2 separate regions of the Homo sapiens genome follow, and region 1 is linked to region 2. Evidence: chromatin contacts called from ENCODE Hi-C or POLR2A ChIA-PET data. All regions are on one chromosome and are shown on one strand. Each heading gives the region's core, a stretch centred on a gene start or an enhancer-like site at or near the end of the contact. The rest is flanking DNA. Distances are from core to core; before and after follow the strand shown.

Region 1 (3,598 bases), core at 493-2,992, 180 kb before region 2:
ATTATATAGGATATCTTTACAAAGGACAACATTCGAAGCAAGAAATTGGAGCTTAGGCAGTATTACACTTTCTATCTTACCTATACTACTCTCTGAGAAACCCATTTCTAGCCTGTACAGCATAGCTTGTAAACTGTGATCTTCGACTAGTATGAATAAGTCTTGTGTTGAGTTTAATTTCAGAGGCCGGGAGTTTATCAGCTGAGCCATCTCACCTGCATTCCTTGCAAGTCATTAGAGCCTTAGATGCCTGGCTTGGCTTTGGGCTTCTCCAGCAGAGAGCAGTGAAACACTGTCAATAAACCTAATTCTGGAAACCAGAGTAGATTCCAAGTTGGGAAAAAAGCAAAGGCAGAACTAGCAGGCTCATCAGAGTTATAAAGAAACTGGGGAAACTGGGCTTGTAGATTTTTTAAAACAGATATGTGTTGAAACTTTGATGTCAATATTAATGGCAATACACATATTTAGATATTTAAATGTTATTCAAAATATCACTTCATAGCAAGGTAGATGACCCAAAAGAAAAAGTGTGCGCTTTCCAAAATTTGCTTCTTATTTTAATCCTGCAATTGCTATACAGTTACACGTTTATTAGCTTTACTATTACACATGTATTAGGTCATTTCCATTTGCATTCAGTGTTAGAACAATGTCAGCTCTTCAATCCCAATCTCTGGCTACCTAGCTTGGCAGTTCTTCAAGCATCCCTTGTTTACAGGGACCACTTGGAAAGTCAAGTATGTTATAACAAGTTTATGCATCCTCATTCTACAAGAAACGTTGTTGCAGAGAACCATTTTAAGAAGCTTAAAAACAGTTTTCTATGGCTCCAGTTCAAAATGGGGTTCATAGTGGGGATGTGTGAATGGCGCTTCCAGGTAAAATGATTTATTATTACATTACACATGAACTTGTTAACAGTATAACACAAAAGTGTGAACACTCCCCAGGACACCTCACCCTTGGCTGGGGTGCAAGTAGGTTCTTCTCCTTTCAATCAACAGTAGCATGATGACAGAGAATATTAGTGAATGCAGTATGTTCATGCTTGGCTGCTCTTAAAGAAAAAATTTTCACAAAAGGAAATATGAGCGTTTACAATCCCATGATATGGAACATAGGATCTGACCTGTTTACTTCTCTTGGATGACAAATAATTTAATCTATTAATTTTTTTTTTGAAGCAAAGACAAAAGGGAAGAGGCCTAAAAAAAAAACCAGGCAGGTCATCCATTGCTCCATTGACGTGGGAGATAATACCCTATGTATAACCAGTGACTTGAAGAGTTCTCATTCTGAAACTTTTTTGCTCTCTTCAAAGCACTGGGCTCAAATGCTAGCCTCTGTGTGCAGGCTGCCAAAATACTAAGTGAAGCATGGGGCACTACACATTAAAGGGGAAAGGTCAGCATGGCACCATGCCCAAAATGCATGCTGTACAGCGGGATGAACTTTGGAGAGACCAGCTCACATCAAGTCACCGTGTGTTTTACATTCTCCCAGTGACCGGGGTCATTTTACCTCCCATTGGAATCTCCTCTCAGCCATTATGTCTCCCAGTTCTCAAAGGAAAACCTCTCTCCTTGACCCCTCCTAAGGCCTCTCTGCACAGTACCATTCTAGCAAAAAGGAACAGCTCCAAGCCAGGAAACTACTTCCACAGGGCAAATAAAGCTTCTGCCAGAACTCCTAAAGGCAAAGCTTCCCTGCTGCTGCAGCAGCCAGCAGACGCAGGGCTGCATTGCTTGGGAAAGTGCAGCCTGCCGCTCCACGTCAACATTCCACCCCCTTAGCTTTTCCCAAGGTCTCAGTGAGAAAACCTTTCTTTTTTCTTTCTTCATTTTTGTTTTTGTTCTTATCAGTTCAAACAAGAACAATGAATTCCTCAAGCCCAAGCAAGAATGTGACAAGGTGTCAACAAAGCCAACCAGGAAGGTGATGTATGGCCCATAAATCACTTCACAAACCAGGGCTGCAAAGAAAGCACCCAGCAACCCAGAGCCCCGAGTGTGAGTTTTTTCTACTCCTAAACCTTCACACCCCCCACATCCACCCTCCTCCAGCACCTCACTGACTGCTCACCTGTCACTCCTCCACTGACCAATTGGCCTACTCATGGGGTAAGACAAGTTCTGTTCCTTCTGTGGCAAATACTGGGCATCTATGGTAGAGCACCACATAATATAATGTGCTTTAGGGACATGTGTTGCTATGGGGTATGGTTTCCGGAGGCTGTCTGGAAAGCTCTACTCAAAACCTTAATTTGAAAGGTTTATAAATGGTGAAAGTATTTGTTCTTAGAGTAAAAATTTGATTTAGAAAGTTTGGGCTTAAGTGGTGAAATGATTTTATGGTTTTCAAAAATCAGAGGCCAGAAATTGTTTTGCGTGCTTTATAAATGATATAAAGAGAAATGGAGAACAACCAAATTAGAATCTCTTTCTGGGGTTGTAGGATTTGGTTTTCTTGAAAGAAATATTGAATGTATAGTTGTGTACATATTAAGATTAGGAAGAGAAAGAGTATTCACAATTGCCTTATGCAAAGTAACTTATTGGCTAATAGAAAATTACCAAATATTTTCTTTCACTGTTTTAATAGATGTGACTAATTATACTTTTTATGCCATGGTTTCAGAGTGAGTATATGGTGTAAATTCCTAATGCAAAAACTCCTGAAAAGATTTAAATTCAAATGACTAATTTTCAGCAACTCAGTATCCATTCTGTGAGCTTCTATTTTTTTTTCTATATATACATTTTTTTTTTGAAAAAACAGGCCTTAAATACATATTTAACTAACAGGCTGGAACAGCTAAGTAAATCATTTATAAACACAGATTTATATAATGGAATGACCTGTACCTACTACATTCCTATATAACCAGTTTAGGAGAAAAAGCAAAAACTTCCAAAGAAGCAATTTTGTTGAAAACTGAAGACATCAACAAAGAGAAAACCTCACCAATCCCCATGATAATGGTGACCAAGTTCAGTCTAGTTGAATGCAGTTTCATTTCTTTCCTCCAACCACTTTTAAAAAAAATCAGATTCTAAAAATAGCTGAAGAAGCAGAGATGAGCTCATTCTCTACTAAGTAACCTTGCACATTCTCTAATGATAGTAAAAATAATTCAAAGAAAAAAAGCAAATAAAAAAAGAAAAACATCCACCAAGTTGGTAGTTCAAACTCACAGAAAGTTGACTAATGGCATACGTAGGCCTACTATTAAAAAACCAGACAAGGCCGGGCACAGTGGCTTACGCCTATAATCCCAGCCCCTTGGAAGGCCGAGTCAGGCGGATCACCTGAAGTAAGGAGTTCAAGGCCAGCCTGGCCAACTTGGTGAAACCTTGTCTTTACTAAAAAAAAAAAAAAAAAAAAAAAAAAAAAAAAAAAAAAAAATAGCCGGGCACGGTGGCATATGCCCGCAATCCCAACTACTTGGGAGGCTGAGGCAGGAGAATGGCTTGAACCCGTGAGGTGGAGGTTGCAGTGAGCTGAGATCACACCACTGCACTCCAGCCTGGGCAACAGAGAAAGACTTTGTCTCAAAACAAACAAACAAACAGACAAAACTGAATATATGAAAATC
Region 2 (3,884 bases), core at 702-3,201:
CTACATCTTCCATTGATCTCTTTCTAATCTTGTATTAATGTCATATTATTTTAATTATCACAGCTTTATGTTTGAGTACAGTTTTAAAAGCCTTAAGTCAGCCGGGCGCAGTGGATCACGCCTGTAATCCCAGCACGTTGGGAGGCCGAGGCGGGCGGATCACAAGGTCAGGAGATCTAGACCATCCTGGCTAACATGGTGAAACCCTGTCTCTACTAAAAATACAAAAAAATTAGCCGGGTGTGGTTGCGGGCGCCTGTAGTCCCAGCTACTCAGGAGGCTGAGGCAGGAGGATGGCGTGAACCCGGGAGGTGGAGCTTGCAGTGAGCCGAGATCGTGCCACTGCACTCCAGCCTGGGCGTCAGAGTGAGACTCTGTCTCAAAAAAAAAAAAAAAAACCTTAAATCACTGAGTGCTCAAAAATAGCAAGGCATCATAGGATTCTGGGGAGAAAGCATCAAGAGAAAAAAGAATTAGTGACACCAACACAAAGATAAAATGTTGGGAAGCCTCAATAAACTTCTCCATGGCTTGCATAAACCTGGAAGTAAGATTTGAAAACCTTCTTAAATCCATTATGGATCACGATAGAGAAAGAAAGACAGATGGAGAGAAAGATAGTTTTTTCTCTATGTCCTGATCAGCTATAATGACCAGATGCCAGATGACAAGTGGATCCCATTGTATATACATTCATTGTGATTTTTTATTCACCTGCAAATCTGATCATGTCACTGCTGTTTGGAACTTTTCAGTCATCTACCATTAGATGAAGAGTAAAATCTAAATGTGATTTACAAAGCACTGAATGACTTGGATCCTGCTTGTCTATCTAGTCTTGTCTCCCTCCAAGCCTCTGCCCAGGAGAGGAGAGGACCTGGATTTCCCTTGGTCTCCATGCCCACCCCTGCTCTAGTGCCTCTGTAGCTCTGGCTGCGGCCTCACTCACCCTTTTTCCATTCTCTTGATTTTTTTTGTCCAACAAATCCCCATAGTCCTTCAAGTTTCAGTTCAAATAGAAACTTCTTAATCAAGTCATCCCAGGCTCTCCTAGGTGTTCTGTTTCATACTGTCTACATCCCTCCATCATAGACAGCAATTGTTTCATTTCAAGTGTGTGTACTCCAGAGAGGGAAGGACCAGGTTGTTTCATCTTTGAATCTCTGGCATCTAGCATGGTTCCTGGCACAGAGTCAATGATTAATAAAAGGTTTATAAATAAATAATGAGGCAAGAATTAGATCTCAGATGCAATGTAACATGTATAACCACATTTTCCCCTGCCCTGAGGAATACTCCAGGGTTAGAAAGCAAACACAACATGGCAAACATTTCCCAATATAATCTTTTACTTTCTTTTCATTTGTTCTTTGCTACTGCAAGAAGGGCATATTTGAAGATTTTTCTTCACCTATCTTCACACATCTTATTGATGTGAAATAATCATAAAGCTCTTTTTGTAGAGGAAGTATATGGCTGGGATAAACATGGCAAATCCAAAGAAGACCAGAGATATATCCCTGAACAAGCACCACAATCATCCAAAAAAGAGAACTCTCACAAATCCACCCATTCATCAAAAACACAAGTAAGACAAAAACTATCAGTACTCTCTAACCACAGAACTAAATTATAAACTTCCAGCTGCCAAGCATCACTTCAGATAATCCTCTTCTTTCTGGCCTTTCTGAAGCTTTTACACACATCTCAATTTTCGTGCTAAAAAATAAGGTATATCTGAAGTCTATAGCTGAGTATCAACCCCCACTGGCCTCAAAGTCCAGTGGTTCTGGGGAGAATCCCTGGGAAGTGGGCTAGACAGGAAGCAGAGCTACCTCTCACTTCCACAAGTTGTAATAGCCTTCTAGATCATGTCTGTGGTCAATGACTGGCCAGAACTGGCCAGCCTCCAACAGGCTTGTTTAGACTACTTGATGAGTTGACACAAGGAACGACTCTTTCCAGTGCTATTAGTGTCTGAACATTAACAAGCAATAGTGTTCAGTGAGACTATTAAAGAGAAAAGGCATTTTAATCTTTGTTTTGGAAGTGAGCCCTCCAAACAAACCCGTGGTGAGGGAGCCCTTGTGAGCCAGTTTCTGGATGGCAGCAGAGGATGGCAGGGCTTGGGCTGAGTCATCATAGGGATACTCTGCTCATAGCCAGAATAACTGGGAGGGACAGCAGGGAAGGGACACCCCCATTCCATACCCTTAGAGAAAGAAAATGCTAAGTACACCATGTGATGAATTTTCAGCACTCTGTCAGCAATACTATACATTTAAATTCCAAGCAAATGGTTTGCAAAGGACTCCCTTACCATCACTAACTGCAAAGTAAACAAATCTCAAGGAGAGAGGGTTTCTCACCTTACAAAACGTCCATTGGAATTTAGAGACTGCAGGATGGTCTGGCAGAATTTAGAATTATGGTTCTGGGAACTGGTGCGGTTCCCAGGTATGTCACTCTGTCAATGACAATCTCAATGGAAAGTGTAGAGACAGTGGCAAGAATGTGACATATGAGGCTGGATCTGTCATCAAGAGTGACCATTCCAAGCCAAAACAAAGGCAAGTGGTTCACACACAAAGAAGAAATGTGTGTTCATCATTGTTTCTCTTCTCTTGTTTTGTTTTGTTTTTGTCAACAAACATGAAAACAGATAATCATAAAACTTACAGTTTAGAAAGTTCTTAGAAATCTTTTGCTCAAAGATCCATCTCTTTTACATATTATTAAGTTGTGGTTGGGGGTGGGCGGCAGATAATGAAGGCTCCAATTGTAGTTTTCAACATATAGCAATAACTGTCTAAGTTTTTTCCCTGAGGAGTTATAAACCAGACTGAGGAAAGTTAAATCTCTCAGCATTCATGAGCATGAATCAAGAATAGTTGGTAGGGCCAACTTACCAAATCAAGTACATACTGAGTTTATGGAGTATGCAACAGTGTTTATTGTTAATCATTCTTCTGCACTGTTTGCAAAAAGCAAGAAATTTTTGAATGTTCCACAAAATCTGTTTTCTTCTAACTATTCAGCTAACTGGGTCCATCATTAATTTGATTTACATAGCAGAGGCTGAAATGAAAAGCAAAGTTTTAAGTACAGTCTATCACCCACATTTAATAAAAATGTTTTAAAATGGGAGTGAGTGACAAATAAGTAAAACTATCATATATTCAAGTTAAAGAGGAAGGGAAATTGGACCTGCCTGTCCTTTCATCCTCCCCATCTACTACTGAGAACGATATAAATAGTGGATTGTGAAAGCCCAAATAGTAATCTTATAGAGATTTCTGATCTTGGAGAACAAAAAAGAGGAAGAAATGGTTGCATCCTCAATTATATTAGTGATTACAACTGGCGACGGCAAGCCTGTTGCAAATATTTCTATTTTGACATTAGGAATAATAGAAGAGATACCTGGTGTCTGTTTTTCTATTTTCAAGATAAGGAAGTGGATATGTGATGACTTAAGGTTATCAAAAAGGTAGTCATAACTGCTTTTTGCTTTACTTATCTGTATTTCTCAGGCATTCAGATTTTAGAAAGTTGGCAATTATTAGTGTAATTACCTCTATCTTATTCCCAGTTTAAAACTAGAACTTCAAGCCACCAGCCTGCTATTTAAGTCATGTGTTTATCACTGTGGTAGGTTGAATAATAACCCCCAACAAGTGACCTGGGTCTTGATCCCTGGAACCTGTGAAAGTTACCTTGTATGATAAAAAGAACTTTGCAGATGGGATTAAGTTTAGTTTCTTGAGATGGGGAGGTTATCCTGGATTATCCTGATGGGCCCTAAATGAAATCACAAATATTCTTTTAAAAGGGAGATTTGGCTGGGGGCAGTGGTTCACATCTGTAATCCCAGTCCTTTGGGA

The links. A loop is a pair of places that touch in the nucleus more often than their neighbours do. ChIA-PET counts read pairs that join two places held with the same protein, here RNA polymerase II (POLR2A). Pooled maps may share reads with other maps.
Region 1: a map of endothelial cell of umbilical vein shows a loop between it and region 2 (3-fold over the local background). The contact joins two enhancer-like sites. A Hi-C loop is called at or near these places in 3 of 168 maps with a recorded cell type or tissue (Caco-2, PC-9 and endothelial cell of umbilical vein) and 2 of 50 pooled maps. POLR2A ChIA-PET finds 5 or more read pairs at or near these places in 1 of 52 experiments (WTC11).

The regions. Positions count from the first base shown.
Region 1 is chr12:65,875,400-65,878,997 of GRCh38, reverse strand. The region is part of intron 3 of HMGA2 (high mobility group AT-hook 2); the gene reads right to left. The region is part of intron 1 of HMGA2-AS1 (HMGA2 antisense RNA 1); the gene reads left to right. Among named protein-coding and RNA genes, the nearest start is that of HMGA2-AS1, 5.1 kb to the left of the region's middle. Within about 2 kb of position 1,742, at least 5 of the 41 ENCODE cell types and tissues checked have a DNase peak (open chromatin) inside an H3K27ac peak, as active enhancers do; they include endothelial cell of umbilical vein, where a contact is called at or near this core.
Region 2 is chr12:65,693,763-65,697,646 of GRCh38, reverse strand. No RefSeq gene overlaps it. Among named protein-coding and RNA genes, the nearest start is that of MSRB3-AS1, 53 kb to the right of the region's middle. Within about 2 kb of position 1,951, at least 5 of the 41 ENCODE cell types and tissues checked have a DNase peak (open chromatin) inside an H3K27ac peak, as active enhancers do; they include endothelial cell of umbilical vein, where a contact is called at or near this core.